Linked DNA regions of Mus musculus: region 2 is linked to region 1. A link is a loop called in an ENCODE intact Hi-C map of the cell type or tissue named here. Cell type or tissue: gastrocnemius. All regions are shown on one strand. Links, peaks and the distances in the headings refer to the core of each region. The heading gives the core; the rest is flanking DNA.

Region 1 (16,122 bases), core at 4,191-12,190:
TTGAGGATGCTACCCTCCTCAGTCAGTTCCCACATGTATATACATTTTTCACACACATTTAATTTAAAAGGTTTTTTTTAACTTAAAGGTGAGCATCTTTCAGTTTATTATTTTTATTTTGTTTGCTCTTAGCAGGTCTACTTCATCCTTACTTTGTTTTGCCTCAGCTTTTCGTTCCTCTTCTTGAGTTTTGTCCTGTGACTTTTCTTCCTGGAGTCGTTTTTGCTTTTCCTCTTCTTCCTTTCTAATACTTTCTCTCCACAAGTTTTCTTTTCCTTGCTTTGCTTTCCTTTAAATAAGAGAAGTGAAGAGTTTACATAATATCCTAATATGTGGGACACCAAACCTCAAACAAGCTGACAGGCATACTGGAAGATCTGGTTCCCGCTGGCTGGAGAACTAACATGGAAATGCTGAGGGGTGGGGATGGGGAAAGAGAGCCAAAGAGGAGAGACTCAGACTCAGACGCAGGGTGGGGTGAGCTGGAGAGCACAAAGGAGAACACTGCAGGAAGGGATGCACGGAGCAAGTGTGGGGCTTCTTCCTGCCTGGACTCCTCACGAGTCAGTCCTGCCTGTGGCTTTGATTCCCTAAGCCTCAGCTTTAGCAGAGTAGCAGAGACTGTGGCCAGATGGACCCCAGGACTCACCCTTCAACCTCTAGCCCAGCATAGCACACTTCCTCTAGAAGCTTTGCACAACTCTGAGTGAGATCTACATATCAGAATCGAGCTACAGTACTAACATGAAGCTCTGGACTCATAAGGTCTACATTACTTGTATTCTCTTTAACTTCTTTGGTTTACTACAGAAGACAAAATGTAGAGAGATAAATAAAAAGAAAATATGTATTACTATTAATTCTAAGCCTGAGAAAAACTGTGAGATGTAGGTATCCACAGAAAGTTCTTATCCAAGACTGGGTGAGCACCGCATAGACCCTTTGTGCAATGGTAAATGGCACAAGGCAAGTGCCAAGTGAAGAACTTCACGTCTTTATTTCTGCATTATTCTTTTAGAGATGACATATATGTATGTTCATGCCTATATGTGTTGATGCCTGTATGTGTGTGTGCTCTCATGGCTATACATGTGCTAGTATATTTATGTGTATAGGTGCTCATACATGCATATGCCTGTGCTCATGCCTATACGTTTGCAGGTAGGAGCCAGAACACAACTTTAGGTGTCATCCTTAAGAACCCTGTCCAGCTCCTTTAGGCAAGTGTCTTTCACTGGCTTGGAATTCACCACTTTGGCTAGACTGGCTGCTCAGTGAATTGGAACTATGTAACACCACATTTTTACCTGGATTATAAGGATCAAACTTAGGTCATCATACTTGCAAGGCAAGCCATTTACTGGCTGAGCCCCTCCCTCCTATATTATTCTAGTATCTCTGGCTAGGAGGCCATGGGTAGAGTGTATCTGGAGTGACAGACAGTAAAGTCTTTAACTGTCTGAACCCACGGCTACATAAATGAGGAATCCAGGTCAGCCCCTCATCACATGCAAAGCTGTCACTCCACGTGTGTTGGCACTGGTCATTTTAAGCCACTAAGGACAGAGGCTCACGAGGTGGGAATGGACTTCTTATCCCCCAGTGTCTGTTAGCTCTTTCACAGATGTTACTCATCTGCTTCTTATTATGGAAAAGAATTACTGGCTTACAAATAATTTGTTTACCAATTATACTCATTTCTGGCACTGGAGAATCAAAGGATTTTACTGACAAAAGACAAAAACAAAGAGCCACACACAAGCCCCACACAGCTGCTAAAGGGGAGGTCTGTGCTTCAGATGTCCCTGTCCATCTCTCTGCTCTAAATGGAAATGATTGATCGATACGTCTTAGTGGCACCAAGAAACTGGTTCATTTTTTTTTTTTTAATGATCTTCTAGGGAACAGACAGATTTATGGGAGAGCCAGAGAACTAATGAAGTTCATTATGTGTAATTTACAAGATTCCAACTACATTATTTATTTAAAGCCTACAATTACCTATGTGGTAAATGGTATTCTCTGTTTTCAAATAGAAAAACCAGGCTTTAGAAAGATAAACGGTCTGTTTGCTAGGGTCCCTCAGATAGTAAAGGGAAGACTAAAAATCCTAATCCAGATCTGACTCCCATGTTCTTCTCTTTCACTACTAGACCATATAATTGGTTAATGAAAACTTAATGCCTAAAAGGAGAATTGAATTTATAGAATTGGAATCTGAGTGGTATTTAAAAATAATACTTTTATTCCCTTTAAATTTCATAAACAAAAGCAATGTGCAACAAAAGCTAGCATTTTATTTTGTTTTGTTTGAGACAGGGTTTCTCTATGTAGCCTTGGCTGTCCTGGAACTCACTCAGTAGACCAGGCTATGCTGGAACTCACAGTGATCTGCCTGCTTCTGCCCCTGAGTGCTGGGATTAAAGGCGCACACCACCACTGCTGAGCAGAATTTCAATAGTAAAATACTACAATACATTCATGACACATTCACTTAATAGTATAGTACAATACAATTACCTTGCAGCCTCATCTTCTAGTTTCTTTTTTTGAATTTGCTCTAATCTTTTTCTTTCGATTTCCTTCAATTTGTCACGTTTGATTTTATGAAGTTGTTCAAGGGCTAACTGCTGTGTATTATAGCTTTCTCTGAGTTCCTAAGGATAAAATAAAAGTAAGTCAATACTTAAATATTTTAATCATATTTAATAATATAGCATTTGCATTAAAAAACAAATTACTAAGACATGTATAATTAAATTTAAAAGAGATTTAAAGGTTAAAAAAAACCTATTCACAGGATATAAAAGTTTTAACTATAGTAAGTACTTCATGCATCTACTAAGGCATATCTATTTCCACATCAGTTCACATATAAAGAACATAAAATATTTAATAAACCAGTTGTTTGAAGTATTACTTTTGATAGAAAATACAATTCATTAAAATATGGAAAATTTGCTGGTAATAACATTTAAAGAAAAATTTTGTGATATGTGTGTGTGTGTGTGTGTGTGTGTGTGTGTGTGTGTTGTAGGCCAGAGGTCAAGGTCAAACTTGGGTGTCATTTCTTAGGCACCAAACTCCTTGTTTTGAGACAGAGCCTCTCACTGGCCTGAAACTTGCCTAGTACTTTGGGCTGGCTGGCTAACAAGCCTCAGGGATCCGTCTTCACTGTCTCAGTGCTAGGATCACAAGTAGACACAATGACTTTTTGACATGTGGTTTTGGCAGGTCTCAGTGTCCTCTGTCTGTCTATTCAGAAGCAATCACTACACTTGGTCTAAAAGATCACAGCACTTCATTTCCCTGCTGAGAATGAATGCTCAAAAGGACATGAATATGATCCAAATTGGGTCAGAATTTTTTTCCAGGATACAAATACCTTGATTAGGTATTGTAAGGAGAAACTTGTCTGAGATAAACTAAATCTGAGTCCCTTACCAACCATGAGTCAGGACTGACAGGAACGAGGCCAACATAAAACACAGAGGTAAAGACTAGAGAAGAAGGTGTCGATGAGGACCCGGGGCTGGTCTTCAATTCCATGCGCAGTGTGGTAGGAATGGCCCTTCCCAGAAGCTGACCTCCCACCCACTCATCCTGGCTGTCTTTCAATAGTCACTATTGTGAATCTACAAATACTTAACAGTAATAGAAAAAGGAAGAAAGAAAAAGAGGCTGAAGAAAACTAACAACAACCAAACAACCACCCACCAACAGAAAAAGAGAAGAGAAGAGAAGAGAAGAGAAGAGAAGAGAAGAGAAGAGAAGAGAAGAGAAAGGAGGGGAATTATTAATAATTCCTAAAATAATTAAAAGAAATTTAATGGTAAATAATAGAGCTAGACAATATCTGAATGTGTTTTAGTTGCTTTTTTTTTTTTTTTTTCAAATGTATGGTGTCCCCTCACCCTCCTAGTGACAGAACTCCAAACCCAAATCAGGAAAACCTGTATATTTCCAGAACCACGCTAAGCCAGAGGTAAACCAGCTGAGCTGTATACCTGGCCTAGGGGTAGTGTGGTGACTGAGACTGTCCAAATGTCTGGGACTTACACAAATGCTGTGTTCAGGTTAAGTCTCACACAGCTCTTAGCTTCTGTGATTTTATTTGTTGTTTTTGTCTCTAAGTTCTACTGAGAAACAAAAGAGGACAGTGGTTATGGGTTGTTTAATGTTAGAGAGAATGCCTCTAGGAGACGTCCACAAAAGTCTGAGTCAGGTTCTGTCAACTATACTTGTATTAGCGCATGAAAGTTTTAGTTTCCTAATTTGAACATGTCTCACAGAGCTGCTGTTCAGATAAAATGAATTAATCCAGGTAAAGTGCTTATAGTATTGCAGGTTTCATACTTAGATTCTCAATAAATACTAGCAATTAGTGATAGAAGCCAGGACTAAAGAGAATTCTATATTTTGAGGGAGTATAAAGAGAATCCAAATTAATGCATGATCTTAATCTGTGTAACATTAGCCTCCAACGTATTCTTTAAGACTGAGAGCTGCAGTAGCTTTCCAAGGAGGTTTTATTTTAAGCCTTGAGTCCTTGAAATGGGCCTTCTTCCAATGGCTGACTTAGGACAAAAAGTCTAATAATCGGGACCTCTCCCAGCAAAAACTGAGGAATTCTTATAGTTTCAAGTTCTGCCAAGAACTAGGAAGTTGAATAAGATATAAAAGACACTCATTTGCAGGAACTGGAGTACTGTAAGGGCACCCAGAGCCTCTTACTTACTCCCTAATCCCGAGGGGTCCACGATAGACAATCAAAATGTGCACTCTCAGGGGGATTCTCTAGTGGGGGGGTTTTTTTGGCTGTACAACTGTGAACTCCTGATGAGTCCTAGGTGCATGCTCACCCAGGAGGATTAAGATCCTGGAGAGAAGAAAGCAGAGAAAGGAGACAGGTACCCAACACCTAGTGCTTCTTCCTTCCAGGCATCCACCTATCTGAGAAGCTGAGAGAAAGCAATGGCTAAGGAGCTCAGCAGGGCATCCACCTCAGGGAAGGGCTTGGGTAGACAAGCTGGAATTCTTTTGGACATTAGTGCTAATGCTTTGAATCTGTATGTCCAGAGGCTGAAGGTCCTTGTCCCCAGTTAGGTTTTGATCTATCAATAAAGATGCCAGTGGCAAATGGTCGAGCACAGGGGTGGGACACTGAGAGTTGCCCAGGTAAGCATGCAGAAAGAATCAGAAGGACTCAAGGGCACATAGTAATGGCAGGAGATAAAGCCAACCAGCCATGTGAGTTTTCGGGCCTAGGGTAGCAAGGGAAGGTTTAGAAGTGTGCAGTCATTGAGTTAGCCAAAAGGCATTTTAAGATTAACTGGTATGTGTGTTTTCCATTTGCGGATCCCAGATACCTCCTGGGTGAGTGTACACCTGGGACTCTTCAGGAGCTCACAGTTGTACAGCTAAAAAACCTCACACTACAGAATTCCCCCTAGGAGTGCACATTTTGATTGTCTACCATGGACCCCTCAGGATTAGGGAGTAAGTAAGAGGCTCTGAGCTCCAGAGAGCTACATTTGGTTCCCACTGTGGTCTGGAACATGGATCAGGCAAGCAGACATATTTTGGAGCAGTAGCTGAGAATATACATCTATCTGATCTACAAGTGTGATTAGAGGGGAGAGAAGAGAGAGGAGAGGAGAGGAGAGGAGAGGAGAGGAGAGGAGAGGAGAGGAGAGGAGAGGAGAGGAGAGGAGAGGAGAGGAGAGGAGAGGAGAGAGAGAAGAGGGAAAAGGAAACAGGAGAGGGGAGAGAAGAGAGGGAGAGAGGTGAGGAGAGGGGAGAGAGAGTAAAGAAAGAGGGGAGTGGAGGAGAGAAGGAAGGGGGAGGGGAGAGGAGGGAAAGGGGAAGAAAAAGGGAGAGGGGAGGGAAGGAGAGAAGAGAGGAGAGAGCACTAGCTACTGGGAATGAATGGTCTAGGCTTTTGAAACCTCAAAGTCCACTCCCAGAGACACACCTCCTCCAACATGGCCACACCTCCTGATCCTTCCAAGACAGTTCTACCAACCAATGAATGACCAAATGTTTAGACATAATGAACCTATGAGAGCCATTCTCATTCAAATCACCGCAGAAGTATATCAGTCCTGCTTTGAATCAGCTTAGTTAGCCACTGAATTAAGGTGATTTGTTCCATTTTGTTTGCCAAAAGCAAAAGAAAATGACTTCTGGAAAGATGACTTTGTTTATCAAATCACAAATTAATATCCCAATTATTTCTGTGAATTTTTTTCATAAAAAGCTTGAAAGGAATTTAACAAAAAAATATATATATACTAGAAGTCAATGAACTAAGAAAAAGGGCTAGAGAGAGGGCTCAGCAGTTAAGGCTGCTGATCCAGAAGACTCTGGATTCCCAGCACCCACTTAGCAGCTCACAAACATCTGCACGTCACTTTCAGAGGATCTGACATCCTCTTCTAGCCTCTGTAGGCACTGGGCATGCACATGGTATACAGACACAAATCAGCAGAATATTGATACTAAGTAAATTAAGGATGCAAACTGTAGTCTCCAGGATACCTAGTACTAGACAAATAAAGGAAGGCATAACTAGGTCACAGAGAAGGAAGAGATAGAGTTAACACAAAATGACAGTCAGTTCTTATCCCTCCCTGAAGGAACTACAGACAGACAGTTAATGGTTGCTGGGGGAGGGGTGTGTAACCAAGGTTAAACTGCCATAGCTTAAGTAAATAACTCCCACCCATGCTCAGACAGAATCCTGATTAAATGAAGTAGGCTTTTAAAAAATGCAAAGAGGAGAAAGACTTTTTAGAAAGTACAAGAAGAATAATGGTGGGGGACTATGCTCAAAGTATATCATATATGTGCATAAAACTGTAAACAAATAAATAATGCATTAAAAAAGAGCAAGGTAAGAAAAAGAAACAAAATAGATGAGACAAAATAAATAACAGAAGAAAAAAATTTTATAGTCCAAATTTGTCAGTATGTTAAACAGACTAACTACTCCAGTTAAATATAAAACTGAAGTTATAAACTGTAACTATGTCACTTAAATGATAAAATATAAATGAAATATATAATAGTTTATAAATAAGGTAGAAAATGTATTCCATGCCAACAGGGCAAAAGAAAGGCAGGGCAGTTAGACTAATATATCAGGAAACATTATCCTTGAAAGAAGTGTGTGTGTGTGTGTGTGTGTGTGTGTGTGTGTGTGTGTGTGCATATGTATTAACACATGCTTGTAGGCCAGAAGTCAACCTTGCATTGTTATCTTTCCTCAGGGCTCTCTACCTTGTTTTTGAGACAGGACCTCTCACTGGGACCTCGGGCTTACCAATCAGTATAGGCTGGCTAGCCAGAAAGCCTTGGTTAGGATAACACTGCCTCTGCCTCCCCTCGCACGCTGTATCTATTACTTCCTACACGGGGCTTATAAGCATCCCACCATCTCTGTGGATAAACTGGGATTAAACTCAGGTTTTCATGCTTGCACACTTACACAGACAGCACTTTGCCAAGTGAGCTATCTCCCCAGGTCTCCTAGTCCACTTTTTTTTGTTTGTTTGTTTGGGGGGTTTTTTTTGGACAGGTTTTTACTATGTAGCCCAAACTATACTCAAAGTCACTTGTAGCTCAGGGTATCCTAGAACTTGCAGACCTCCTGCCTTAGTCTCCCAGTGCTGGGATTATAGGCAAGAAGCATCTCTAGAGGAGACAGCATGACAGATGGGCCTATCCACCAGTAAACTACAACAGTTTGAAAGCTACTCACACTAGCAGCAGAGCCTAAAAAGAAGCAAAATTAAAAGAGACAAATACATAATTAAAGGGGAGACTCGTCTTCTCAAATCTCTAGCTGAGAGAAAAGCAGGTAAGAAAATGAGCACGCCAAAGCACTCTGCCTTTACTCTACGGCAACAGTTTGTAATCCAAGGGCCAATGTACTTCTAAAGTTTTAAAATTATGTTTAGGAGAATTCAGAAGTTCATGAATGTGGCTAAAAACAAAATTGATTTTTATTTTTACTAACTGCTATCTGAAATCCAGCATTCCCATCAATATCAAATGTAAGCAATAAACCTCCATGATATTACTCATATTTATGACATTTTCAAAAGTAGAAACTGAAGCTGTTCTTATAGTTATAGATTACTTGGTATCTTAACTTAAAAGTGGTATACCTGTCACTAGATCTTCTTTAATTCATAAACGTAGACTCCCATATTCTCCAACTTCTACATCTGAATATATACGGTGGTGCTGGGGATTGGGCCTAGGGCTAAGTGCATGCTAGGTGGGTGCTCTAGCACTGGGTTACACTGCTAGCCCCTCACTTAAAACATGAGATGAGGTCTAGAGAGAAGTCCACAGCATAAACATGGGTAAGATGCTTTGCTTCAGAAACCAAAGTTCCTATCCCATGCCTCAAAGCAGGTCTTCAGGTCCACATTTCCTGCTATTGTTCCTCATCTTGGAAAGGAGATGTATACCTGACACACAAATTACCCCTTGCCAGCTGGAGGGTACCACTAAAACTTCCGGTGTTGGCAGATTCTGCTTTCCTTCCATGGAAAAGCACTTCCTCAGTTAATCCTCGGAGTCAATAGTGTTAAGCTGTTTGAGTTCTTTTTAATCACACTATACATTTTAGAGATTTTGCGAAACTCTTTGATAAGAACAGCAAAAGTGTTTGTATAGTACATGTGGGTTCACGGAGCACCCCACCCAGTGTCTGTGCACGTGTGCATGCTATTTCATCATCACCTACTGATCACCCGGGCACTGAGTCTCATTTATTCATGTCTTTGACCTCTATATAGATGATCCGATCAAAGCCTAACTCTGAGGTCAGACCTTTTAGGTGCTTCTTAGTAGACTGTTCCTGCTAGTATGCCTTGAGTTCTAGTAACATCAAAAAGAGAACACCCACTGGGAAAATACCCTATTCTTCATACATTAGGTTCTTGGAGTCTGAGCCTTTGCCACTTCAAGGGTGTCTCAGCTTCACGGAGACCCCCACTCTGTTGGCTTTAACATTTCCTTTCTACATCAGCACCTCTTCATCTACGATCCTTTTACATGCAGTTACTACCAGAGTTTATCTTTGTCATAATTCTCACGTTAAGATCTCTAACTCCCCTTCCCTTCCATCTTAGCCAATGTCTGCTAAAATCCCAAATCAATTTGAAGCCATGAACCAATTTCACTTGCCATGTCTGTGCTTGTGTCTAAGCAGCTGTAAATAAGGAAAGGAAAATCATATAATTAGGCATGTAGTCTTCAATTTAAATTCATGACCTGGAATAAAATAGACATTTAACATTGCTCAACACATTGTTTTCTTCTCTCATGCTTATACTCATCCACCCCACCTACCAAGGCATCTACTTCAGGCTGAGCTCTCTCTCTCTCTCTCTCTCTCTCTCTCTCTCTCTCACACACACACACACACACACACACACACACTCTCTCTCTCTCTCTCTCTGTCCTGAAACTTCCTAATTCCCCCACACATTCTTTTTCCTAGAACTCCCACTGATCTATCCCTCCAGCCTGTGAAAATATACTTTTTAAAAAAATTCTTTAATCTATGCTCCAGATTTCTCTTTTCTTCCTTCCTTCCTTCTTTCTTTCCTTCTTTCCTTTCTCTTTCTTTCTTTTTTTTTTTTTTTTTTTTTTTTTTTTTTGGTTTTCTGAGACAGGGTTTCTCTGTATACCCGTGGCTGTCCTGGAACTCACTCTGTAGACCAGGCTGGCCTCTAACTCAGAGACCCACCTGCCTCTGCCTCCCAAGTGCTGGGATTAAAGGCGTGCACCACCACCACCCAGCTCTGTTTCTTTCTTAATCTATGCTCCAGATTTCTCTTTTTTCTTTTCTTTTCTTTCTTTTTTAATTTTTTCTTCTTTTGTCTGTGTGTTCACAGGTATATGTATGTGTAGACCAGAGTTCAACATCAGATGTCTTCTACCTTATTTTTCAATAATGTTTTTAATTTATTCTTTGAGAATTTCAATGTGTTGTGATCATATTCATCCTTGCTCCCCTAACTCCCTACCCAACTAAGTTCTCTTTCTTTTTTAAGAACAAAGAAAACAAACAACCCTATGGAGTCAGGTCTGTGTTGGCTGACTACTCCTGTGAGGCCTGCCCTGTGCCCTGGAGTATGGCTGACATAGCTCCCACTTTATTTTTTGAGACAAGGTCCCTGACCCTCTAGTCTCCCTAGCACTGGGACTTCAGGTGGGTGTGCCACATCTGGCTTCTTCACATAGGCACTTTGCATGGTGAACATGTAAGCAGAGCCTGTGATCTATAATTATCATACTTAGTATAATCAGCCCCCATCCTTCCTCTCACAGCCTCTGGTGTTCTTTGTCCCTTCATTTAGCATCTCTCAGCCTCAAGCCTTCTATTCTCGTCAGAGTGCCTCAGGAGCAGCCGATAGTCTTCATGCCTACCCACTGCTGACCACTGCACCCAGCTTCTGCTTACTCTGCAACTGCGATGGTACGAGGACCCTGCTGTAGGAGTCAACGCAAGTTTCCAGCAGTGTGTTAATAGATCCCTCTGTATCACCTTACAGCCATGACTCTGTAACCACAGTCAAGTTTCGCAGCCACTGATTGACAGATCTCACACCCCTTTAGTGTTCTCAATCGCCTCTATGAAAGTATCAACAAGCAGTGAAAAACTAGCAGGCAGGAAGCAGAAAGAAGAAAGGAAAGCAGGACAGAGTAGTCTGCTGGCCTGTATAGAATCAATGCTAACTGAAAGAATCGGACTCTTCTAGGAATGAGCACAGTCCACAAATCTGTACTGGACACATTTTACAATGAAGACACTCACACTTTAAGTCTTTATATGATCTGTAGCAAAATTCTAAGACCAGATAACCTGATCAGTCACGCTTGAACATTTGGGACCTTGCTGCTACTATCTTTTGCAATCTGCCATACCTTTCGAAAGAGTGGAGGTGTAATTATTGTGGGATATAAAAGGAACTGCCTATTTCATTCATTTTAGCACTGAATAGTTGGGTAGGCAAGTACTTAATATAATTCCCCTATCTTTAAGCTACATTAAAGGAGAACTTCATTGAATATTTTTGAATAGTCTGTATATTTAAGAACACAGCAAAATGTGATTTATACATATTAATTTTTATCTCAAGTGTACGTATGTCAAAATACAAGGCCTGGCAAGTAATGATACCTTGTATTACTGATTCTTTACGTTTTTTCTTTACATTCAAATTAGGACACAGCCTGGTGCACACAAGCCATGACCCTACCCTAGACTGAAGGAAGTAGAAACCTGAGTGATGGCTTTAAGGGACTGAGCGTTTTCCCCTTCAGATTCCCTTAGTTTTCTCCTGAGCCACCCCGTTATGTGGCCAGTCCACAGGGAGAGTGCAAGGGACCAGCAGGAGTCTTCATGAAGGAGGGCCTGTGGACAGCCTTCCTGATGTCTGGCATTAGACTCAAACAGGCATTTAGACAGCAGAAGCATATTAGAGCAAACAGAAGGAAAAAAAGGTTTTATTGTATACGTTATTCCAAACAAATATAATCAGATAAAGGCAAAGAATAGTTCAGTTTAAAAAAAGAAAACAGTAAAGTAACTTAAAAAGAGGAAGCTAGATATTAGAAAATAACCTTAAGTAAGAGGAAGAGGTTGTTGAGACAGCTCAGCAGAGACAAAAGGCACTGAAGGACACAGTCATCCATACTCCCACACTGTAAGATAAGGCAGACAAAAGGCCAGTTAAACTATGTACAGATTTTAAAAGGAATTCAAGGAAGATAACTAGACTGGCTTGTTTGACCAATGGCCATGCTTTAATTTTTCTAGAGAATATATCTTTGTGTAAAGTACATTATCAGAATTATTCACCTCAATTTTCTGTCCTTAACTGAAGCTATCATGATGTGTTTTTTAAAATCATACTGTTTATTCCATAGTTGTTGCTAATGTTAGTTACTCTAGTAAGTCAGTAAGATAAAAAAAAACATATGAAAAATATCTTTCTTAAAGAATTACTACACAAAACTGTATGCTCTGATAACTTTATGAATAGTTAGCAAATGGCAAACTGAGACTACTCCCAAATTTGAATGAAACTTCAATATCCAACTAACATTTTATTATCTCCATTCATATGGCTTCAGTATCTGATTACCACTGTCCCTTGGGCATCTGCTCTGCCGCAGTGGCAAACAGTAACTCAATGAATCATGAACTTTACTTTTCAGATAAAATTTATGGTCTCAGATTCACTTTAGATTTCACTAAGCATTGTATTATTTCTTATTAATTATATTAGATCACAGAGACAAACCAGCAAGAAGAACTTAGTGTTAGAAGACCACCATCAGACAGTCTGGAAATTTCCATGCTCATCCCTCCTTCCCACTCTGAGATAGCTCTCAAGTGGCCCAGGCCGGTCTTAAACTCTGTAGGTTGCTGAGGAATGGCCTTGAATTCTGATCCTTTTGTGTCAGCCTCCCAACTTCTAGGATTTACAGTGTGCACCACCATGCCAGTCTGTTTGTACCTTAGGGTGTTGCTGACATTACTTCTGAAGGGCTGGCAATGAAGCTGCTTTTGAGATGCACAGATGCCAATAAAAAGATTCATATAGTCATCAAACCCTGGAAATGCTAGGGAAAATATCTCGGCTCATGACAAAATAGTTACTAAACTTCAGAGAACATCAAAAATAGTACTATGATTCTAGTAGTTGGCATGGTATAAGCAATAATGAAAATGTAACATGTAACATTATGTTAACAGTAGCTTTTTTTTTTTTAGCAAGCAGCAGCTATAAAGCATGAAGATAAAAGGAGAGAAATACCTTCAGCTGATTGTTAAATGAATCCATTTCTGAGAGCTTAGATGCAGTTTCTTTTTCAAGAGCATCTAATTGTTCTTTAAGTCTTTGGCATAATTCTTCCTTTTCTGATGACTTTTTATGAAGTAAACTGATCCCTGAATCTGAAGTACAAAAATATCAAGTCAGGTCACATTTGGCAAATACTCATGTCATTTCCTGTCTGGTCAAAATGATGTAACTAAAGAGATACAGAAGGTATATAATACAGAGACAATCCTTTTTATTTCCAAATAATACCTTGTAAAGATTCTCAAAGGAAATGGATACAAAGATTAGTTCTGTACTGAAAGATCAGGTCTTGAAAAACTCCAAAGCAGAAAAGGTGTTTGAGCAAACACAAGGAGCATGCTACCATCTACCTCATTACGTGAGGTGACTCTGAAGCCACGGCCTATCGTGGGTAAGCGCTCAGCTAACAGCATGTGCTCCTCAGGTACCTTCCTGCATACTGACAATGATCTAAGAACAGAGAACTACTCATAGCAGGGACCCAATAAGCATTAATAACAGGGTTATTTAATGACACATTTTATGAGGTAAAGAGAGAGGGTTTCACTGTACATGATTTTTAAAAAACATATACAGGATAGAGGATAGAGAAACTAGGTATAAAAAGAGTATTTTCTATTATTTTCTATTAAAATGAAATAGTAAAATTTCTATCTAAATTCATAACCTAAAATTTTGTATTTTTAGGGTATAAAAATCAAGTATAGAATTTGAATAAAATTAAACATATGGTGGAAAAAGTAAAGTCCTCCTGTAACCTTCTGTTTATTCTGCAGATTTGGGGTGGGGGTATATTCCTTATATATTTTTGGCTATCAAACCTCTAACGGATATATGGCTGACACAGTTTTTCTCTCAATCTGTGGGTCACCTTTCATCTTGGTAGTACAGAAACCTTTTGGTTTGATATAAAATGATTTGTTTCATATTTCTTGTCTGATTTCTATGGCAACTTACTGTTTCTATTTTTATATGTTTTGTGAGTTTTAAAAACTGTTAATCGGGCTGAAGAGATGGCTGATTGGTTAAGACAACTGAGGTTTAATTCCTAGCATCCCCATGGTGGCTCAGAGCTGTATGTAACCCTAATTGTAGCAGATTCAATGCCCTCTTCTGGCCACCTCAGGCACCTTCAGTTGATTGTTAAATGAATCCATTTCTGAGAGCTTAGATGCAGTTTCTTTTTCAAGAGCATCTAATTGTTCTTTAAGTATAGTGCCCAGACATATATACAGACAAACACATAAAATACATTTTTAAAAACCTGCTAAACCCAACAAGAGGACATGAGTTGAAGGTGAGATGGTATGGTAGGGGTGGATCTTAGAGGAGTTAGAGGGAGGAGTGGGGGTAAATATGAACCAAATACAGTGTATGAAATCCTCAAAGAATTCATAAACATATTTTATTAAAATGCTTGCAAAAGATGTCATGGTACTTTTGTCTGTTCTCTTTTGGGAGAGTTTTAAAACTTATACCTTACATTTAGGTTTGAATCTATCTTTGCTGTTGCTGGGTTTGAGAAAGGGTCTTACACTTTAGCCTAGGCTGACCAGGTATTTGCTAAACAGCCCAGATTGACCTCAGATTCCTAACAGTCCTCTTGCCTCAGTCTACCAAGTGTTACGACAAGCATTACTACACCCAAGCTTCGGTCTTGAATTCGCTTTCAGCTGGTTTTCAGGTCTGGGGTAAGGCAGGGCTAGCTTCCCTCTTCTGCATGTGGCTGTCCCACTTTTCCTACAGTCTTCACACATGAGGTCACGCTTCCCACTGATTGTTAATGTGAGATTTTTCACATTATTTTAAAATTGTTAACTTATGGGAAAAATATTATTTTAATACAATAATGCCATTTTAAAAATAATAGTATATTAAAAATGATTTAGAAAAGAAATAAAACCAACTGTAGCGTCTTACCAGGTGTGTTACTGAGCTGCATGTTTTTAATTCTTTCGTTTAATAGCTGCTTCTCAGGGACCAGATAGATAAGCTTATTTTGATATTCCTTTTCAAAAGAAAGTTAGAATCTGATTAAAACCAATATAATTTCCAAGAATTTTTTGAAAACTTTAAAACATGATTTAATCTTTTTTACATAGAATAGAAACACTACATGGTTGCAGTATAGAATTATATAGGATATAAAAAGAAAATATTTAATCAAATACTTAGGAATGCCTGGCTGAAATTTAAAGATAATTAAAAATGCCTTCATAATGAGGGTCTAGAGACAGAAACTTTCTGCACTTTGGCTGACAGTTGGCAAGGAATGAGAAGTGTGTCTATGTACTAGACAGCATGTGTAAACAGGCCACAGCACTCCATAATGAATATGTATACATCAAAGAGGGACTCAGCTCTTAGGGAGAAATAGGGAAGCATTTCAAACCATGTAAGAAATACCTTTGCTGGGACAAGAGGAAAACTGATGTCCATCTTCGTGGAGAGAGAAGTTATGTGGGGCAGCTCTCCAGGTGGACAATACTTCTAAGATGCTGTCTTTAAAACAGCAATAACTGAACCAGACTCTACAAGTAAATAAGTGCCAGGCCTCTGAGAGGGACACTTGATGTTCTCTCACTACAGCGCCAAGAAGAGTAACTTCTAATCAAACTTTCCTAAAATTAATAGCAAAGGCTTTATTGCAATATAAGCTATGGTAAGAATCCATGTGTCCCGCCACAATTCCACACTGATACATGACTCCAGCACTGTAGGTTTGGGTAGGGTACAGGAAGTGATTAAGCCCTGAGGACTTTCCCTCACTATGGGGATTCCTTCCTGCCCTGCCCACTTGGCATGTGAGGGCACATGGAAGAGACAGCGCTTCTGTGGTAGTCAACCTGTCAGGCAGTATTAGTGCCTTCATGTGCAATGGACAAAAACAGTGTGTAAAGATATTTTCATTAAAGTTCAACGTGGTGCATGTTTATGCAGAACCCAGCTCAGGTTTAAGAGGCCTGTGGACTTTCTAATCTTTTGTATCATAGGTGCCTCAGGGGCACAGAGTCTGTAGGAAGAACTGAGTGGATGACTGACAGCAGCAAAAGACCTACCTTAAGCTCTTGTTGAAGTTGTTTGATTTCCATAATTTCCAGGTCACACTGTTTATCCAAAACTTCTAGCTCAGTCTTTTGTGTTTGCTTTCTGATTTGGACATCTTGTAGTCTGCCTGAGATCTGCTGATGTTTTCCATTCTATCAGAAGATTAAATGCATATATACAA
Region 2 (16,122 bases), core at 2,818-10,817, 320 kb before region 1:
ACTGCCACCCCACAAAAAGAGGAAAAGCAAGAGAAGTTTCAGTCCAGTAAGAAATTACATTGTAAATGTCTTTTAAAGACCAACTGCATGCTAAAGTAAGTCACTTGGAAAAGTGCAGAATACTGACTGACCTTTTGAAACACATATGAAAACTGAAACTCAAATATTAAGATAAAGAATTAAACTTCAGTGTGTAACATTTCAGATGAAAGGCAGGGTAATAGAAAGTTATTTTAGAATAGCTAGGGATTTCTCACTTCTTGAAGACAACTATGAACTTCAACTAAGGCTCATCCTGTGACAGATTCACAGAAAAATCTACAAAAGCTCCCAGTCTGATCTGAACTCTAATACCATAATATGATAAATAAAGGGGAGAGGGATCAAAAAGGAAAGACTGGGTTCTGTTTTGTTTTGTTTCGTTTTAACCAAGTACCACCCTCTCCCATAAAGCAGCACAAGGCTTTGCAAAGATCAAGCCAATGTACATGAAATGGGTCTGGCGCATGCTCTCTTATACCAGGCAAAGCTTAAATTGGGGTAGTGCTGGAGAGATTTACGTTTTCTCCTCACCAGAAGATGTCGAGGTCTTTGTGGTTCAAAAGCTGAGGGATGCTGCTTCGGAGATGGAAGTCCCTGTGGATGAAGAGGATAATTCGGATGTAGCTAACTGAATGGACTAATGTTCTATTTAAGTTTTAATTATTTGATAGTGGATCACAATGAAATTTTTTTTAACTAAGTTGATGTTTTTGGTTTTGGTAACTTTGAAGTTTTCCCAAGTAGATATCATTAATGGATTTATTTGAGGGATTTCTTCATAATGCTTAAAATATTCATGGAGATAGGTAGTTTTTTATTTGTTTTTTATATTTTGCAGAGTATGGGGAAAAAAAACCATGAAATGGGTTTAGTGCATGCTCTCTTGCCAGGAAGAAGGAAGAATGAGGGAACTTTCCTTTGTGTACATTCAGTTACTACTAACCTCCTATTTCAGACCTAATTAGAAGAGAGAAAGCCTCGAATTCCATCTCCTGTGGTTATCAGTGCTCTCATCCTCTTAGAACATCAATGGTTATTTATTCTGTGGGTGACATTTTTCTACTGTGATGTATTTAAATTAAGTTGAAAAGTTTTATATTTGAGGCAAATAGCAGTAAGGATTTTCTTTGCTGGCCCCTCCCACCCAGCTCTCTCTAGACTGCAGGAACAGAGCTGAGCCCGACAGCTCTATCCAGGACGCATGGGAGGCCACAGTGCTCATCCACATGGGCCTTTTCTCTTATGCTTGTCTTTCTTAGTAACATTTCTGAGAAGGGATAATTCCTAAGAGGAGACTGTAGTAATATGAAGGATGTTCAGCATTCAATGAAACCCATGTGACTTCTAAGCTTTGTTCACCAAACACCTCACATGATGAGAATTCAATCCATGAAACTTTAAGTGAAACGATTGTATAACTTTTAAATATGAATTCAGAGCCGTCTATCACACAGTTAAAGACATACAACTGTACTCATTCACATTTCAACATAAAGGGAAAGGCACACGGAGTAGGACAAGCAGAGACAGGCGAAGAGTTCAAATAGGAGCACTCACCAACACATTTTTCTGCCAATTCTCCTAAAAATGCATCAGACAGTTTTGGGTTCCAGTCCCTGGTGTGGATCTGCAAGATGTGCTTTCTGGCCTAAGAAGAAGAGTACAGCGGCGTAAGACAGCACCAACTTCTCATGGGTTTGCTGTAACAAATTCTGACTGTAACCCCACACTAAGCTGTTCTCTGTTTTAAAAGAATTTTAAACACCTTGGCATTCACATCAACCTGTTTGTTATAAAACCTAAGATTTTGGGGGCTGGAGAGATGGTTCAGCAGTCAAGAGCACTGGCTGCTCTTCCAGAGGTCCTGAGTTCAATTCCCAGCAACCACACGGTGGCTCACAACCATGTAATGGAATCTGATGCCCTCTTCAGGTGTGTCTGAAGACAGTGACAGTGTGCTCACATATATACATAAAAAGAAAACTTAAAAACAGAAACAAAAACCCTACAACTTTTATCTCTGTTTCATGAGTTTAGACAATTCATGTTCTAAGAGGTAAAAAGAAGCTTCATTAGTGACATTAAATAGTGAATCACTAATGTGTGACAAGAAGCTAAAACTAAATGTTACGTTCCTACATGCCTCCTTTTCTATTTTATTTATTATTAGTGGTGGGAGGTAGGGAGGGGTGTGCACACACACTATATCACAGAAAAACTCTTGGGATCATCTCTGCTCCAACTATGGAGTCTGGGGATCAAACTCATGTCATCAGAATTCCACGACAAGTGCTCTTCTCATAAGCCATCAACAGCCCTAGACTGCTTTTACAGCAATACTTTTTGAACATTGCCTCCAATTTCTTCTAATGAAATTTATGCAACCACAGTGAGAATCACTGGTAACTTAAATGTGTTGCTAAATACAATGTCTGAACTTTTTTCTCTTCTCAGTTACAAGTGCAAATTGATCACAGCATGGTCTATTCATTTGGCTTCAAGAACATCTACCTATTCTTGTATTCCTCACCCACTGCCTATTCTGTAGGACAGAAGATGAGGTAGGTCATCTAGTCTCATGGACTTAAATACTATGAAAGAGCAGAAGTCAGCATAGATCTCTTCCAGAAGCCAGGCCGAAGAACACTGGCAATGTCTCTATGAAGAAAACATATCCCCATGAACTGGTAGGGCCGCAACCCTGGGCTTAGCCTGTTGTTGGAAATCACAAACTGATAATTCTCTGTATCAAAACAGAATGTACCCATATCTCCTACAACTAAATTGACCTCTGGGCCCTGAACTGTTGTGGTAGCTGCACCTGAGCAATGAAAGTGAGACTATATCCCAAGGCTCAGGGAACATCACAGAAGGGCCAGACAGGATGGGAGAGTGAAGAGGGTGAGTGTTGTGGAATGCTACATCCTGATATGGTGAGGCTACTGAATTCATGAAGTCACAGCAGCAGTCATTACTGGCACAAGAAAGGCAAAGAATAAAAGAGGGCTGCAGAAAGCCCCACACCTGATTGAGAAGCTATTGGGGGCATGGACACTGGTAGATTGCCATGTTTCAGTGAATGGCCCCAAACCCATTTATTATGTGTATATGCACAGCACTAAGTAGACCCAATGAGATAGTGTTTTAAAGGGGTGGGGAGAACGCAAAGTAGAAAAGAAAAGGGATGCTACTGAGGGAGGATCCAGGACAATCTGAAGGAAGAAAATTGTGGGTGGATATGATCAAAACATATTATATACAATTATGAAATTATCAAAGAATAAATTTAAAATACTTGTAAAAGAGCAAGAGAGGCTATATAGGTAGCATTCTGAAGCCTTTCGATTCGTGTGTGGATCCAAATCTAAGTCAATGACAAGTAGTTATGCTGGCAGACAGCAACTGAGGCATCAAAATAGCCTACAAAAGGTAAGATTGGCTGGCACTCCTAATCTCCACATCTGCTCTCTGTATGTAGACCAGGCATTTCACAGACAGCGATATACATTCCTAGTGTATCCTCTGTAATATGAGTTCTCCGTGGAAATTTAAGAAATAAATTAACACAAAAACATAATTACAACTATGAAGGAAAGAACTTTTTATAATTTACTAAAAGCCATTTTGTATAACAAATAACCATATATTATTCTGTCTCTAGGGGACACTTTTTAAATACCTCAACATAATGAACAATATTTACTGCTTTTAACTAACTAGACTTCATACGTTAACTATGAAACTTTAGTACAGGATATTTATGAACATAGTTTTAGGGAGGGTGGCTGTAGAGCTGGCTCAGCCCTGGATGCTCCATCTGTAACTTCAATTTTAGGGGATCCAGTACCCTCTTCTGGCCTCCGCAAGAACCAGGCATGCACTCAGTACACTTACATACATGCAGGCAAAATACTCATCTAATAAAATAAAAATGAATGTTTTTAAAAGTTTATTGGGGAAAATACCTAGTTTGGTCAACTATAGACATATAACAAGTAAATGTGATAACGGAGTCAACGAGGGTATGAGTGTCAAAGAGGCATCTGCATAGACCCGACCAGGAAGTTCCCTTTCCCTGAGATTCTTGAGCACTGTGATGACTGCTAGTAGAACAAGAATGAACTGTTCAATAATTACATATAGATAGTTGGCTGCTGTTATTCCAGTTGTTCTGAGATACCATGAAACCCAAGCTGGCCACAACCTTAGAATTCTCATGCTTCAGTCCCAAAGTGCTAGGAGTACAGGCAAGCATTAACAAGGAGTGCTACACAGAATTTTTTAAGTATTAACTAAGATAGCCCATAAGCAAAAATTAGTGAAAATACAACCTTCAAAGCTTCTGCTGCTGAACTTTGGGGGCAGGTTACTGGGGCCTGCTGGGAACAGAACTTCTAAAAGGCAACTATGTCTGCAAGGCTGTAGTGTAAGGCCATTTTTGCTGGCTATAAGCGAGGTCTCTGGAACCAAAGAAAGCACACAGCTCTTCTTAAAATTGGAGATGTTTATAGTCAGGTGTTTATAGTCAGGTATTTATAGTCAGGATGAAACTGAGTTCTACTTGGGCAAGAAATATGTTGACGTGTAGAGAGAGAGAAAAACCAAAAACAAACAAACAAACAAACAAAACCCAATACAGTGACTTCCTGGACAAACCAAACAAACTCAAAGTAATTTAGGGAAAGGTAAATTAGGCCCAGGAAGCAGTAGCATGGCTAGTGCCAAATTCCAATGCGTCCTTCCTGCAAAGACATTGGCACAGAATCATGAGATGCTGTAGCCTCTACTGGAAAGTAAAGAAAGCAAAGTGTGGCAAGGGGTATCACCTTCAAAGTATATGCTTTGTAACCGAGTTACATGTGTGTATGTGTGTGTGTGTGTGTGTGTGTATACGTGTTCATGTGTGTATACATGTATATACACACACATACATATACCACACTTACACACACACACACACACACACACACACATATCAACAACAACAAAAACCCCTTACCCTTTGATCAGGCAGGTTGAAAAGAAATTCTCTGTCAAAACGACCAGGTCTCCTGAGTGCAGGATCAATAGAGTCAAGTCTGTTTGTAGCACCAATAACAACAATTTCACCTCTATTATCTAATCCATCCATAAGGGCAAGGAGGGTTGACACTATAGAGCTGTTTAAAAAAGAAAAGGCCATGCAAAACTTAATGAAAAAAAAGTAAACATTCTTGTTAGTAATAATGTCTTAAATACTAACACAATAATTGTACCACAAATATATATTAAGGAAGCACGGTGGGAACAATAATGAAAGTGCACAGGAGGCTGGGGAGGGTTGCAGTACTCTATTTGTTAGCAGAGAGCAATCTTGGTGTTGTCCATTTGTTTCTCCGTCTAGAAATGTATGGTCTCTGCAGTTCCCCTATTTCTAGCAATGGTGGTTTTCTTAGTTTGCCAACTGTTCTCACTCCTATTCTTTATTTTTATTGCTGAAACAATTTCTGGAAAGCATAAACCATGTCAAAAATAATTTTCTGTCCCAAACACACTATTCTAGCTGTGTTTAAAAACGTACAAACGAAAGGGAAATGTGAGATATTATTTATTTTAGGGAATATCTATGATTTATGTTTTCTAATTGAATGGCTGAAATTTTATGATATAGGCATCTTACCTAGAAATAAAGTGAGCTAGTATCTTTAATTATAAAATTATGTTTAACCGCTGGTCTCATTTAAATCTGATATGACCCACACAGGCTCATGTTTTGGATGCTTGGTCTTCTACAAACAGTACTGCTGCATTCTGATCTTCTCTTTAAGTTTGTAGACCATTTAGAGTTGGCTTCATATAGAATGGGAAATCTGGGTGAAGTTTGAACTGAGGAAATACAAGTTCCTTGTATGTATCGTACCATTTATAAAAGAGTTGTGATTCTTTTCTTTTCTTTTCTTTTCTTTTCTTTTCTTTTTTTTTTTTTTTTTTTTTTTTTTGGTTTTTCGAGACAGGGTTTCTCTGTGTAGCCCTGGCTGTCCTGGAACTCTCTGTAGACCAGGCTGGCCTCGAACTCAGAAATCTGCCTGCCTCTGCCCCCCAAGTGCTGGATTAAAGGCATTCGGCAACACTGCCCAGCCTAAGAGTTTCTTAAATATTTGACTTTAACACTTCTGTTGGAAATCAGCTGACTATATACACATTGGTTCATTTCTGGCATCTCTTCTATTCAATTGGTCTGTGTGATTTTCTTTAGCCAATAGCAGCTTATTTGGGTTATAACACTTCAACAGTATGTCTTGAAATTAGGTGTTATAATACTTGTAGTTTTCTAGTCTACAGGATTCCTGATGATTCCGGGTGTTTGTGCTTTCATATCAATTTTAAGGCTGTCTTTATCTAGTTTTCTCAAGAATGTCAATAGTATTTGGAGGGGATTACATTGATGTGTAACAAACATACTTTGAGGAAAATGAAGTAACCTACTTCCTCAATTACCCACCACTCCCTACTTTTGACCACCTCCCAATTTGCATGACATTAGGAGTCTATTAAGGAATTGACCTGTTGCTTAGAGTTCCCAGGGTTACTTCTTGGAAATCAATTATACCTGTAAACCAAGCTCTTAAATATGTGGGCTTGTGGGAGACAATTTATATTCAAGCCACCACCTCAACTGAATGATTTGATAAACAATTTATGTTCATCAGAGACACTGGTCTATAGGGAATTTTGTTGTTATGTTTTGTTGTTATGTTTTTGTCTGATTTTTTTATTAGGATGATGAGTTTAGAAGGCTGCCCCACCTTTCAAATTTTTGGAACAAATGGAAAAGAATTAATACACTTAATACTTTCTTCTAAAAGCCTGTTAATTCAGCAATGAAGTAACTGTTCTTAGCTTTCTCTCTATTGGATGTCTTTTTCACTAATGATGCCTTCTTATTGGTTATTTTGTCTCATGTTTGGTTTCAGTGTTACTGTTTTGAAAGGGGGTCTCATACACCCTAGACTAGCCTCAACTGCTGAGGCCTTCCTTGAATTCCTGATCCTCTCAACTCCGCCTCCTCAGTGCTAAGATTATACACATGTATCACCACTCCAGGCTCAATATTGTTAGTTATTATTGTCCTAGCCAATTTTTCTATGTCATCAGTGTTCACTCTCAGTGGGTCAAATGTTCAAAACAATGTGCCCTTTTGTTTTACATTTTCCTGCTATCATATAGTCTTGCATAAAATTCCTAATTATATTTTATAATAGTTATTAGATGTTTGTTGATTTGAAATTGCATTTATTTGGGAGTTTTCTCTATTTTTTTCTGATTAATCTAACTAGAGGTTTGTCAATATTATTTTTAAAAAAGCTTATCCATCACAGATCACTTGATCTTGCTTTGGGTCCAATCCCACAGTACAGTCTCTCTATGGTTTCTTTTATGCCCATCAGTGGATTTGGATGTGGCATACAGGCATAGGGTCAAAAATCCTTCTATTTCCAAATGCCACAATCACAAAAGCACTCTAGAGCAGGATGTGAGATACCCAAAAATATTGTTAAGCACTAACTGTGGCCCCAGAAACATGCAAAATGGATGTAGTGCCAGTTTCTTGGGCCCATTTATTTCTGTTCTGATTATTACATTTTCCTTTTACTAATTTGTGTTTGGTTTATTCTTGTTTTACTATGCTTACTAAATGCATAATTAAGTTATTTATTTGTAATTTAACTTTTATTTTGGGTTTATTACAATAAATTGCCTTCATATATACTGCTTTTAGTATAGCTCTTAGATTCTGGTATGTTATATATCTACTATCGTTTGTTGTTGTTTTTTTCTTTTAACCTACTCTGTTTCACTAACCTTTTGTATTTTTAAAGATGTGTGTATATGTGTGTGCACATATGTGTGGAGGGTACACACCAAATGTTTGGAAGCCAAAATGGGTATGCAATCCCTCAAAGCTAGTTACTGGCAGTCACAAGGTGCATGGATTGCTCTATGTGCTGGGATCTCAGCTTCAGCCCTCATGTTTGTTAATTAAGCACTCTTCCAGCCTCCTTAAGGAATCCCTTTCTTCCTCTAACACTAATTTTTATTTGAATTATTGAGTTTCTCATTTACAACATGAAATACTTTCTAAATATTGTTGAGCCGTCTGTGTTCACTTTAATTCATTAAATTTCATTATGCTTATTTTGTAGAATTCTTTCTTATCACTTATATTTTTCCCATAGAGGTTTATTACTTGAGAGCGATTATGCTCAGTTGTCACGTTATTGCTTTTCTCATGATTTCTGTGAGCTTATAGTGACATCAATGGATCTGGCTGATCAGCTAGATATCTCTGCCCCATTATAGGCAGCATTCATATTAACCAGCATTCTTTGAAGATGTGTCTCAAAGGCCAGTTTGGTAAATGATGTTGCTTTGGGTCCAATCCCACAGTACAGTCTCTCTATGGTTTCTTTTATGCCCATCAGTGGATTTGGATGTGGCATACAGGCATAGGGTCAAAAATCCTTCTATTTCCAAATGCCACAATTACAAAAGCACTCTAGAGCAGGATGTGAGATACTCAAAAATATTGTTAAGCACTAACTGTGGCCCCAGAAACATGCAAAATGGATGTAGTGCCAGTTTCTTGGGCCCAATGATGATCCTAAAGAACAGAAACAAACCTGGCAGTAGACAGAGATGGGTGATGTAACTACGTAGAAGCAGGGGCTAAAGTGGTATATTAGGATGGGATTTAAGCTGACTACAAGTCTTGGATAGACTATGGCAGGAACCTGACTGACCAAACACCTTCAGGAAGAGAAGTGAAATGGGGTCACTGTGCCAAGACAACATGGTCATTCAATGGTCCAAACATTATTTTCTGGTGAATGACTGAATTTGTGAATGAGACACCTTTCTAAATAATCACAGTGTCAAAATAAAGCAAGTGGGATGAATAACAGGAAAACTAGACTTTGGGGTGGACAGGGAGCAATTCAAATTCTCTCAGATAACCTAGGAACATAACCTAGGAAGGTGGGGCTGGAGAGATGGCCCCTGTGTAAAGGCCCTGAGGCAAGCCCTGAAAACCTGAGCTCCATCCTAGGACCACCATGGTAGGAGAGCAGCATCTGAAAGCTGTCCTCACATCGCCGCACACATCATGGGAAAATGTGCTCTGCTGCTTGAGCACTCAGAATGAATGAATGAATGAATGAATGTTGTTTTTACAATTTTTAGGACAACCCGGTTTGGTGAATCCCAAGCTATGGCTACGCAGTAGAACTCTGTTTCAAAAGAATAAAATTTTAAAAGTTTGGCAAGATAACTAAGCAGAAGATAGCTTGCTACCAAGCACGACAGCCTGAGCACGTGCGTGCGCGCACGCACACACATACACACACAGAGTGAGGGGGGGCAATTTAAAACATATTTTAAAAAAATTTTTAAGATCTACCCAGAAAAAAAGTGAAATATACACACAGAATCACAAATACAAATATTCACAGCAGGACTATTACAGTGGCCCAAACCAAAGGCAGCCAAATTGCTACAGACTTTAAATTAATCCTGTGTTGAATGAAAGTAACTCAGGAAATAGACACATTTAAAAATTCTTATAAGACTTCAAGTGTTTAACCAAAGGCAAATGCCAAATACTACGTTGATAAGTGGAGAAAGGAAAATCAATACAGTCAGTTTAGGAAAAATTACCTGTGGATCTGATCTTGTCTACTAGAACGAACAGGAGCTAAGCCATCTATTTCATCAAAAAATATTATAGAAGGCCTCATCAAATATGCCTATAAAGAGAAAATTAATATTACTTTTCATTTTTGAATTTAACTTAGTATTTTCTTAATAATGAACATAAAAGCAAACAGTACAACATGCAGCAAGTATTTAAAAGCACACAGTAGGGCTGAGGAATATAGTTGAGTGCGTACAAGATCTGGGTCCGTTTTCTAATGGGTACAAGGATCTAGAATCAAACACCAAACAACAGAAACAAAGACATCACAGTAAAAAGAAACATCATGAGGAGAGTCAGCTGCAAGCTGTCCCACAGCCCAAAAAGTACTATTGTCAGACATATGTTATCTTTTTATAACAAAGAAAATTGAACCCAAGGTCTCACTATACAGCCCTGACTGGCCTGAAACTTGCGATGTAAACAGGATGACCTCGAAGTTAGAGATCCACCTGCCTTTGCCTCCCAAGTGCTGGGATTAAAGGTATGAGCCACTAGGTCCTGCTCTATACTAATAACTTTTAAATGATTTTTTTTAATTATTTTTTTTATTAGGTATTTAGCTCATTTACATTTCCAATGCTATACCAAAAGTCCCCCATACCCACCCACCCCCTCTCCCCTTTAAATGATTTTTTAACTGTTTCATCAATTATATATCTACTTCACATTTTTGTGTAAAGGATATTTTGTTTTGTTTTGAGACTTCCATTCTATAAATAAGGGGTGTCTGGATTTTACCATGAAGACCACCAGACTGGACCCAGCATTTGCTGGAATTAGAAGTGTTAGACAGCAAGCCTGACTTACAAAAGAATTCACATATATCACCACAGAAATGCATGGCTAATAAATTCTTGATTATATTTTTATTCACATATATTAATTGATATATAATCAAATATAAAATTAATTGCTTTCTTCGCTAAATCCATCGAGCACATGAAAACTTATATTAGGACTTATTTTTTTTTTAGTACAGGAAAGCTGGGATTTGCTTGTTTTTGAGACAGGTTCTCACTCACTAGCTCAGGCAGCTGGAAGCTCACAGCACCCTCCTATGCCACCTGACCAAGTGCTAGTGATCCTCTCACCTCAGGGGCAGGACGGGGACTCTTTCACTGTTAGGTTTATTTGTTGTGATTCCGGGGATTGAACTCAGGCCTTAAACACACACTGATAATAATAAAAATATCTGGGACAATTGCATACTACCATGTTCTCTCTGTTTGGGAAAATAACACTTTAAAAGTAGCCGTTACAGTTAGCTACTCATTTATCTCATGCTGCACTTTCAAAGCATTCCTTCATTTCTGAATTCCACAAATCACGTGTTTACAATCTAGCATGGTCTGAGTAAGTATATCTCAAACATTCATTTTTTAAATTTCTGAACCATTAGGGTAGCACTTAGATTAAAAGGTGGTACAATGTTCAGGAGGCCATGTGTCATAGGTCTGGCCTACTATTTCACCTTTCCTTTCCGACTAATGAACTATAATGTGAGAAGTTTTGTTCTGACATTTGCTCCAGCATCATGTACTTTGTTAGCAAGGTACTAATCGAGGCTAAGACCAGCAAACATGAGAGCAGATGTACTTGTTCTCCACCTAGGAAACTGGCCCAAGCACTTACTATAGTGACAGGAAAGCATCTACAATACAACTATGACAGTAAATAGCATAGGGTTTTATAAGATTCCTCCCACAAATATTTAACATTTTCTATGTGTGCCATTTCCTCAGTAACACTATAATCTACGATTACTTTCCATCCCAGGTTTCCAGTGAGACTAACAGTCAACCACAGCAGGTGCTTTGTGGATCACCATCATCATCCTCAGAGTCCTAGGACGTGGGCCTAAGTGTAAGGAGATTCACCTCTGCGAGCTCTGCACACTTCATGCAGCTTCAATCACGCACACCAAAAATGGTTTGTAATCTTGCATCTGTACAAACATGTACAAAGATTTTTTCCTTGTCTTTACTTAAAGTAACAGATGTGCCCAGTCTATGGCCCATGTGTCCCTTATCTATGAATACAGTCCAAACCAAGATTATAAATTTACTTAAAAAGTTATGATATATTTTTGTGTATTTTTTTTAAGTTCAATTGTCTGGTTCTGGAGAAAACAACATGTTCTTGCAAAATCAAAAGGTTGGACACATCTGCTCACACTGTTTATATAATAAATATATTGCATGAGATATTATAAGAATGTAGAAATGTCATTAAGCATACATAAAGATGTATATAAGCTATATTTAAATCCTTTACTATTTTATTTATTAGACGAAAACATCTGCAGATTTTGGAATCCTGGGGACTGCTAGAATCAGTTTCCCACAAATAACAGAGGGTAAGTATGGCTTACAACTACTAATCCTAAATTTCACACTCTTTTTTTTTAAGATTTATTATTATATGTATGTACACTGTAGCTGTCTTCAGAAGCGCTAGAAGAGGGCGTCAGATCTCGTTATGGGTGGTTGTGAGCCACCATGCGGTTGCTAGGATTTGAACTCAGGACCTTAGGAAGAGCAGTCAATGCTCTTACCCACTGAGCCATCTCACCAGCCCCCAAATTTCATACTCTTAATTGAAATATATGTCCCCTCATAACTGTATCTACAAACAAAATATAGTATTTTTTAAGATTTATTTATTTATTTTATATGAGTACACTGTAGCTGTCTTCAGACACACCAGAAGAAGGCATCAGATCTCATTATGGATGGTCATGAGCCACCATGTGGTTGCTGGGAATTGAACTCAGGACCTCTGGAAGAACAGTCAGTGCTCTTAACCACTTAGCCATCTCTCAAGCCCAAAAATATTCTTTTTTTAAAAGAAAAAGAAAAAGAAAAAGAAAAAGGAAAAGAAAAGAAAAGGAAAAAGAAAAAGAAAAAGAAAAGAAAAGGAAAAAGAAAAGAAAAAAGAAAAGGAAAAAGAAAAAGAAAAAGAAAAAGAAAAAGAAAAAGAAAGAGAAAAAGAAAAAGAAAAAGAAAAAGAGCACTTGAATTAGTTGGTTACCTTACCTGATCAAAGAGCAGCCTCAGCTGCCTTTCTGACTCCCCGACCCACTTGCTCAAACAGTCTGCTCCTTTTCGCATGAAAAATGCTACCTTTTTGTCTCCTTGACTGCATTCATTAGCTAAAGCTCTAGCAACCAAGGTTTTACCTGTGCCAGGAGGACCATAAAACAAACAGCCCCTAGAAAGAATCAGAGAAAATAGTCAATGTTATCACCAATGACATTGTTTAAGATATCCCTCACCGCATTTCACTTTGGATTACTAAGTAGTAACTAAGCACTGATAAAAGCTTTTTCTCGTTATCTGCAAATTTTTCACTTTGCTGAGTCCTCGAAGGACCAAACTCCTCCAATCAAGAAAGGTTAAAGCTATAGGACGATTCTGAAAGGCCTGGGGCTTCACATCTCCATAAAGAATCTCATCTTGTGCCTTAATGACTCTTATACTCCAAAATAGAAAGCAAGTCTCTGAGCTCTAAATAATAATTCCTAAGAGTCATTGTTAGAACATACCAAATAAATAAATATATATATAAAAGTTTATAATCAAAGATAAATTAATTTATATTCAATCAATTAAAAATAATAGTACAATAATAAATATCTAATATATGACATACCTTGGAGGCTGAATTTTAAATTTTTCAAAAATTTCTGGATATAAAAGTGGAAAAACTACCATCTCCTTCAAAGCGTGAATATGATGGCTCAATCCACCTATGCTATCAAACCGCACCTTGGGGAAAGAGGGTGAAGTTTAATATAAAGTGGTTTTATGTTCTATTATTTTGCCTGTTTTTGAGTCAAAGTCTTACTGTTTACCCCTGGCTAGTCTGAAATTCACTGTATAAACCAGTCTGGCCTTGAATTCAGAGATATGCTTGCCTCTGCCTCCCAAGTACTGTGATTAAAGGCATTCACCACCACACCCAGCCCAGGTTCTATTTTTTTTTTTTTTAATTCATGAGATTCAGAAATACATTCCTTCAGAAGTTTTTTTCTTTTTTCTTTTTTTCCCATTTTTCAAAATATGGCATATATGTATGTATGTGTGTGTGTGTGTGTGTGTGTATGTGTATATATATAGTCTTGGCTGAAACTCATTCTGAACAAGGTTGGCCTTGAACTCAAGCGATCCATCTGAGCATACATACAAATAAGTGTAGAAAATAAAGTCAAAGGTAAAATTCAACTGAGGCAAATGAAGCTATTTTTCATGTAACTCAGGAATAAGATAAATGCCTAACCTAAAACATTAATAAATCTATAGAAGATGTTACATTTCAAATGCCATACTGCCTCCTCCCAAAAGAAAACTTACTTCATGGATAGAGCAAGAAAACCTTAGTTACCAAAGTGGCGCTCCAAACCACAAATTAATCGAACAAAAACTTACTCTTTGGTATTCAAGTCCTCTACTAGGAAAGAGCTTTAACTTCTCTTCACAGGGAACAGTAATGAGGACACTGGAAAGCACTAACACAGCACTGATACACCAGGAGTGACAGAGACTGCTCTCACTCAGCAATTATACCAATTAAAGCACGTTGTAAAGAATGTATACCAAAAAAAAAAAAAAAAAAAAAAAGACAAAAGAAAATTTCACAGAACGTTAACAGATATTGCCTACTGAGCCTGGTAGAGCCTTTCTCCACTACTCATTCTACCAAAGAACTTGGAAATGTTTTATCAATTATTTATTATGACAGAAAAATAAACTATAAAAATTGAAGCAGGCTGAGCTAAAGGGGTCTGCAACCCTATGGATGGAACAACAATATGAACCCCCAGAGCTTGTGTCTCTAGCTGCATATGTAGCAGAAGATGGCCTAGTCGGCCATCACTGGGAAGAGAGGCCCCTTGGTCGTGCAAACTTTATATGCCTTAGTACAGGGGAACACCATGACCAAGAAGTGGGAGTGGGTGGGTAGGGGAGCAGGGAGGGGGAAGGGTATAGGGGGCTTTTGGGATAGCATTTGAAATGTAAATGAAGAAAATATCTAATAAAAAAATTGAAGCAGGTCAAAACAAAAATATTCTAAAAGAAGCTAAATTCTCTTATTTATGTTATAAATTAGAACTGACTGGCAGAGACATCTGAAGTTAAAAGACTTGTAAGAGTAAAGTATTGGTAAATTAAATCTAAAAAGATGGTAAGGTCCTCAAAAACTTGTTCTATTTTCTAGGAATTCAGGACATACATAATCTAAAATTTCCTTTAGTCCTAGTTAATTAAATAGATATTTTACTCTGTAACTTTGATTTGGAGATAATTAAAATTTCATCTTCAATTGTATATGTAAGTCTACTTTGATAACTTCTTTAAATTGCATGTAAGAATCAGTTAAATTACATTGTATACAGATGAAAGAGAGGTTATGCAGTAATATTTTAAACTATCCCATGTGAGACACTGACCAGTGCACCACATCCTCACAAGCCTGTGGTCTTCCCACACTACATCCTTCCTTCCTTCACCTTCCTTCCTTGGGGTATTCACTGAACATAACAACGGCAACAGTGTTTTACACTGATGACACCACACCTAAATTTCTACCCAGTTATTTCTACCTTATACCAAACCAATCAATTGCTCACATGTAACTCCTACTGAAGGTATGGCAGATACCTGTAACATGTGTACAATCAACCCTTCCATTCTCATTCCTCTTCTTATATACTCAACTCTAGATAATGGAACCACCCAATACTTTCAAGTCCATCTATTATTAGCTATCTATTTACTTAAGCCAAAAACCTACACAGCACACGCAATTTGTTTCTGTCATTCTCCAAAAGCAATCAGTTCACTAAATTCCATCATCTTTGAATTCCTTACTTCTATTTAATCCTCTTATTTCAATGCAATTACAAATTACAAATAATGCCCAACCAGGACCTGTAATACCTACCTTGCTTCTCTTAAAAATCATTAGCAACATCACAGCCAAAATAACGCACATAAAACCCAAGTGCTATTATGAAATCATGTACTTAAAACATCAAATTGAGCCGGGCGTGGTGGCGCACGCCTTTACTCCCAGCACTTAGGACGCAGAGGCAGGCGGATTTCTGAATTCAAGGCCAGCCTGGTCTACAGAGTGAGTTCCAGGACAGCCAGGGCTACACAGAGAAACCCTGTCTCGAGAAAAAAACAGACAAACAAACAAAAAAGAACCCATCAAATTGTCTCCTGTGGTATATGGAACATTTCCTACCTGCTATATATTCTTTTGTTTTTGGTTGGTTGGTTGGTTGGCTTGGTTTGGTTTCCCTGGCTGTCCTGAAACTCACTCTGTAGACCACTCTAGCCTCA

What was found. Hi-C counts contacts between places; a loop is a spot of excess contacts. Peaks named below come from ENCODE experiments on the same cell type or tissue, not always from the same donor. Only the 100,000 strongest peaks of a DNase experiment are listed, where the experiment ranks them.
Region 2: it touches region 1 in a loop (2.2-fold over the local background); 3 of 42 quality-filtered maps call a loop at or near these places.

What each region holds. Positions count from the first base shown.
Region 1 is chr12:4,636,518-4,652,639 of GRCm38, reverse strand. It overlaps Itsn2 (intersectin 2), which reads right to left. Exons shown (of 40, transcript NM_001198968.2): 14 at 15,953-16,093; 15 at 14,814-14,901; 16 at 12,846-12,985; 17 at 11,647-11,727; 18 at 2,521-2,657; 19 at 153-289. Among named protein-coding and RNA genes, the nearest start is that of Gm3625, 51 kb to the right of the region's middle. In gastrocnemius, for the core only: no CTCF peak of the experiment used is centred there; no DNase peak of the experiment used is centred there.
Region 2 is chr12:4,954,920-4,971,041 of GRCm38, reverse strand. It overlaps Atad2b (ATPase family, AAA domain containing 2B), which reads right to left. Exons shown (of 28, transcript NM_001362349.1): 11 at 13,427-13,542; 12 at 12,811-12,985; 13 at 9,736-9,824; 14 at 5,042-5,201; 15 at 1,600-1,690. Among named protein-coding and RNA genes, the nearest start is that of Atad2b, 46 kb to the right of the region's middle. In gastrocnemius, for the core only: no CTCF peak of the experiment used is centred there; no DNase peak of the experiment used is centred there.